2 separate regions of the Homo sapiens genome follow, and region 1 is linked to region 2. The links are chromatin contacts, found by Hi-C or POLR2A ChIA-PET in ENCODE. All regions are on one chromosome and are shown on one strand. Each heading gives the region's core, a stretch centred on a gene start or an enhancer-like site at or near the end of the contact. The rest is flanking DNA. Distances are from core to core; before and after follow the strand shown.

The links. Hi-C counts contacts between places; a loop is a spot of excess contacts on that map. ChIA-PET counts read pairs that join two places held with the same protein, here RNA polymerase II (POLR2A).
Region 1: a loop to region 2 is called in a map of K562, with 3 times the contacts of the local background. The contact joins the enhancer-like site here to the promoter of PSMD5 in region 2. A Hi-C loop is called at or near these places in 1 of 168 maps with a recorded cell type or tissue (K562). POLR2A ChIA-PET finds 5 or more read pairs at or near these places in 1 of 52 experiments (K562).

Annotation. Positions count from the first base shown.
Region 1 is chr9:128,294,209-128,297,066 of GRCh38, reverse strand. No RefSeq gene overlaps it. Among named protein-coding and RNA genes, the nearest start is that of SWI5, 19 kb to the right of the region's middle. Within about 2 kb of position 1,511, at least 15 of the 41 ENCODE cell types and tissues checked have a DNase peak (open chromatin) inside an H3K27ac peak, as active enhancers do.
Region 2 is chr9:120,841,615-120,844,397 of GRCh38, reverse strand. PSMD5 (proteasome 26S subunit, non-ATPase 5) reads left to right here and starts at 1,476. Exons shown (of 10, transcript NM_005047.4): 1 at 1,476-1,661. The coding sequence starts at 1,489. It also overlaps the pseudogene CUTALP. RefSeq lists enhancers at 905-1,254, 1,213-1,507, 1,273-1,567, 1,455-1,754, 1,326-1,855.

The DNA.
Region 1 (2,858 bases), core at 262-2,761, 7.5 Mb before region 2:
GAGACTCAAGAGGCTCCACTGGGGAGGCAGGCAGCACACTGTGGCTACTCAGCCAGGTTCTGGAATCAGATAGCTTCGCTACTTATCTGCATCCCCCTGAGCCTCAGTTTGCTCCATTTGGAAATGGGGACTCTCAACCACTCTCTGTTGTTGGGGGCAGTCAATGAGATACTGCGGGGCATGGTGACTCAGCTCCCTGTCTGACCCACAGAATTGCATATGTGCTGGTGATTGTGGCCATCAATCCCTTATCTGGTGAAACCTTTGGCTCATAACTGGTTTGGGTGTGTGATTGTTACCTTTCACCTCATTCTCAGGCCCATCCACATGACGTGGAACCTGGAGCTTTCCTCCCAATTCCTCCGAAGAATCAGGGTTGGGGGCCCCAACATCCCTTAGCCCCAACCACAGAGGCACTGGGCCCTTGGCCTGGGCTTCCTCCCTTCCCTCTCTCCCCAAGCGGCCCCTCCTTTTTTTCAAGACAGGGCCTCACTCTATCACCCATGCTAGAGTGCAATGTGTGATCATGGTTCATGGTAGCCTTGACCTCCTGAGCTGGATCGATCCTCCCACTTCAACCTCCTGAGTAGCTGGGTACCACCATGCTTGGCTTTGTTTTTTTTTTTCTTTTTTTTGAGACGGAGTCTTGCACTGTCGCACAGGCTGGAGTGCAGTGGCGCAATTCGGCTCACTGCAAGCCCCGCCTCCCGGGTTCACGCCATTCTCCTGCCTCAGCCTGCCGAGTAGCTGGGACTACAGGCGCCCGCCACCACGCCCGGCTAATTTTTTGTACTTTTAATAGAGACGGGGTTTCACCGTGTTAGCCAGGATGGTGTCGATCTCCTGACCTCATGATCCGCCCACCTCGGCCTCCCAAAGTGCTGGGATTACAGGCGTGAGCCACCGTGCCCGGCCCATGTTTGGCTGTTTTTAAAATTTTTTGTGGAGGATAGGTCTCACTATGTTGCCAAGGTGGTCTCAAACTCCTGGGCTCAATTGATTGTCCTGCTTTGGCCTCCCAAAATGCTAGGATTATAGGCATGAGCCACCACACCCTGCCCAGCTGATGTGGCCCCTTCTGAGCAAAACTAGAGTGGGGCACTATTTGGCGACACTGCTCTGTGACACATTTCTGTCAGGCCACCCAAAAATGACCCCTTTCAGTCCCCAGGGACAACAGTGCAGGCTGTACTGTGTTAGTATTTTGAACTCCGTAGGTGCCGGATGACAAATATTTTCGAGTAGGGTTTATACCGGATATGATCAAACAAACCATGTATGTGTACACACCAGGCAGAGTAACCTCTGCCACCTGTTTTCCAGCACATGGGGGCACGGCCTGAGGAATCCACATCTCGCAGCTGCTTGCTCCTTACTGCCCCTGGTTGCTTCAAACTCCTGAGAGGGGTGCTGCCAGAGAACCCCCTCTTCTATGTGTTCTGAGGATTCAGCCTTCGTGAATCTGGCCTGGCAGGCTGGAACCTTTCCAACAAGGCCCTCCCAGGGCTTGCTTCCCAGGGCAGTTGGGCACATCTCTGAGTGGACACTGCCCCCTCGAGGCCGTGCCCACTATGACACCTGGGAGAGCTGAGCTCACACAAGAGAAACAGACCAAGGTGGATGCTTTCCTTCCAAGTGTCCTCCCTGGGTGCCTCAAGATTGAACCAAAATGCAGAGCTGGGTTACGATTGTGTTTGGGGGAGACTTTCATCATGCACCAAGAATCCAAGTGGACACAACCTGCAAATCACCATCCCTGATCACCTTTCAACGAGACCAAATCCCTTTGTGTCCTGGGCCAACTAAGTTTTCTGCCTCTGGAATACTCTCCCACATTTTTTTTTTTTTTTTTTTTTTTTTTTGAGACGGAGTCTTGCTCTGTCGCCCAGGCCGGACTGCGGACTGCAGTGGCGCAATCTCGGCTCACTGCAAGCTCCGCTTCCCGGGTTCACGCCGTTCTCCTGCGTCAGCCTCCCGAGTAGCTGGGGCTACAGGCGCCCGCCACTGCGCACGGCTAATTTTTTGTATTTTTAGTAGAGACGGGGTTTCACCTTGTTAGCCAGGATGGTCTCGATCTCCTGACCTCATGATCCACCCGCCTCGGCCTCCCAAAGTGCTGGGATTACAGGCGTGAGCCACCGCGCCCGGCCTTTTTTTTTTTTTTTTTTGAGACAGAGGCTCACTCTGTTGCTTAGGCTGGAGTGCAGTGGTGCCATCTTGGCTCACCGCAACCTCTGCCACCCAGGTTCAAGTGATTCTCTTGCCTCAGCCTCCTGAGAAGCTGGGATTACAGATGTGTGCCACCATGCCCGGCTAATTTTTGTATTTTTAGTAGAGACGGGGTTTTGCCATGTTGCCCAGGCTGGTCTCGAACTCCTGACCTCAGGTGATCCGCCCGCCTCAGCCTCCCAAAGTGCTGGGATTACAGGCAGGCAGCCCTCTCCCACATTCTTACCTGGCTGCCTCCTACTGGACAGACATGGATGTCTCTTCCCCTGGGAAGTTTCCCAGTGTCCCATATTGGTTGGATGCAGCTCCAACATGCTTCCATAACCCTGTGGCAGCATTTTATCTGTATTGTCGTGGCTGCTTGAGTCTCTGACCTCCCGCTGGCAGGTGAGCACTGTGTGGCAGGGACCCAGAGACTGGGGCTCCCCAGCACCTGGCCCTGACAGTTTTTTTGTGTAGGAAGAGGCAAGACCAGCCAGCTCTCCACATAGAGAACATGGTGTAAGGTGAGAAAACCTCAAGGAAGGGCTCACCTCTCAAGGGGCTCCCACCCACTCAGAGCCTGGCCACTTCCCTCTCCTCCTCCTCCTTCACCATAAAACCAGGTGGCCGGCCAGGCGTGGTGGCTC
Region 2 (2,783 bases), core at 227-2,726:
GTTTATCTCTAAAAGACAAGTGGGGTGTTAGAGTCTTTGTAAAGCAGCAGTGGTTTTATCATTTTGTCACCTGAGGCACTGCCACAAAAAAATGAGGGAAATCCTGTCCTTAGCTTCCTCTAAGCTTTCCAGATTTTTGTCTTTTGCCCCAAAAGTAGGAAGGCATGCACTGCAAAAGATGGGTCATCTCCTTGGCGTTGAAGACCTGTTGAGGCACAAAGCCTCTCTCCAGTTGCTTGGAATACTCGATACCCACTCAGGATTTAAGGGTCCTTCCTCCCCATCAACTTCGTATGTTGCAAAACAGCAGCGATTTTTAAAGTTCTCAAACCATCCCTTGCTCGCATGATACTTATTTGGGTTGTCCTCCCCAGATGTTTCCCATTGGTTCCCTGTAGATGTATTTGGCCTGGTTGCAGAGGGCCTTCCGGGTCAGATGCCGCCCTCTGTCATCTGGCCTTCCACCTAAAAGGTTAACTGGGTCTCCACCTTCACGATGTTTACATTACAGGGGAATACACAGCAGCTTAGAGCAGATGGGCGACCAACTCTCCACGCTGGTCTTTCTTGGTTTCCTGAGGGTAGTGGAGGACAAGAGGGGAAAGCAGGGTCTTGCTCTGTCGCCCAGGCTGGAGTGCAGTGGCACAATCACCGCTCACTGAAGCCTCGACCTCCTAGACTTAGGGGACCCTCCCGCTTCAGCCTCCCGAGTAGCTGGGACTACAGGTGCGTGCCACCACACCGCACTAATTTTTTTCCTTTTTTTTTTTTTTTCTTTTTGGTAGAGACGGGTTTCTCACTATGTTGCCCAGGCTGGTCTCGAACTCCCGGGCTCAAGCGATCCTCCCGCCGCGGCCTCCCAAAGCGCTGGGATTACAGGTACGGCCACTGCGACCAGCTGCTTCTCCTTGGTGGACTGATCAACACCAACAAGGCGGCGCACGTCCCTATTACTCACGCCTTCGTCAGGCTCCTGGAGAATATTCATCCAGTCTTCCAGAGGCATGACGCTCCGCCTCCTCTTGACAGGTGGCTGGCCCAGGATCAAGATTCCCCTCCAGGCCACCGCTCCACCTGGGGAGGCCTCAGCCGCGGCCGTAGCCGCGGTGGCCTCCATAACGGCTGCAGTCGTCCCCGCCTAGAGCCTGGTTTTGGAGCCTCGAGGACGCCGACGAGGCTGTTTAACTTCCCGTGAGTCCCCACCCTCGCCGCTCCGCTGGCCGGGAATTTGGCAAGGCTTTGCCCTACGCGGTAAACACGTAAGCCTACTGGCCTCCGCATTTCCCTGAGCAGCGACCTAGATGACGCCAGACTGAGGGAGCCGCAACCACTGGCTACAGTTGACACGGCCCTAACGGAGGCTTCTCGCGAGGCTTGGCAGCCCCATAGCCATCTCAGGGACAAGGAGGCTGTGATCAGATCTCGCGAGGTTCAGGAAAGCGCCCCGGGAACTGGGCCGCTGGGCCAGCCCCTGCGTCGGGGGGCAAGATGGCAGCCCAGGCTTTGGCGCTGCTGAGAGAGGTAGCGAGGCTGGAAGCGCCGCTGGAGGAGCTACGCGCGCTTCACTCCGTGCTGCAGGCAGTGCCGCTCAACGAGCTTCGCCAGCAAGCGGCGGAGCTGCGCCTCGGCCCGCTCTTCTCCCTGCTTAACGAGAACCATAGGTGAGAGGACCCCGGGGGCTTGAGCCGAGGAGAGGGGCACCCCTAAATATGGACATGAGAGTGGTTGAGGGCAAGAACAGCGCTTTTCCCAGTCACAGGGGAGGTGGAAAGTAGCCGAAATTTGCAGAGAAGGAAGGATCCTGGGTTCAGAGGCAGGAGATGGGGTTCAGGTTCAGCCTCTGAGAGTGCCCCAGGGTGTTTTCTCCCGTCGCCTGGCCTCGCTGCCTCTGAGCAGTGAGGCACTGCCTTCTTCATCAAATAGAAATTAAAGGAGGAAAGCAAAGCTGTCCACTTACAAGGAGCATTCCACATCTCTTTGTACAGGTTCTTGATTTGTTTCCCCTTCTAAAAGGATCCTATCCTGGCAATGTGGCAAGAACCATCAGCATTTTAAATTCACATGCTTTTTCATCCAGTCATTCTTGTTAAAAAAATTTAATGCAAGTATACGCGCACAAAATGTGCAGTTACTTTGTTCTTTCGAACCCGAGGCTGGAATCGCCCCAAAAGCAGCGGCAAGAGAGTTCCCACGAGGGAGTGCTTCAAACCTTCCCGAGATGTGGCTGGTTGGGATGACAGAAAAAGAAGCACTGAATGCCAAGGCGATCAGTCCAAAAGCGTTTAGGGGGAAACCTGCAGAGGGCTGCAGAAATTGTCAAGACGGACACCGGGAGAAAGGTGTTCCTGGGTATGTCCGCAGTGAGGGGGTCAGGGTATGGAGTTCAGATGAGAGTTTAAAGGAATTTGGCTCAGGGTTGAGGCCAGTTTCTTCCAGTGTTTTGGGCAACAACCTAGGTACCTTTATCAGGCCTGTGAATGTTCAAGGCCCCTGGTTTATGGTCAAGCCTGCTAGGGAAACCTGCCGCTGGCTAGGTCAGAGAGCAATCAAGGCACTCTGATTTTCCATCAGGACAGAGAAAGAAAGGGGGCGACTGGAGGACCCTACAACATTATATGCAAGAATATAACATATCGTGTGTGGCACCAGAACACTAGAAACAATCTAAATATCCGTTAACAGAGGATTCCAAATTATGCGCTATTACTCTGTAACACTGTGCAGTTATTTAAGTTATTGAGGTAGATGTATATATATGTATGTGGACATGGAAAGATCTCTGT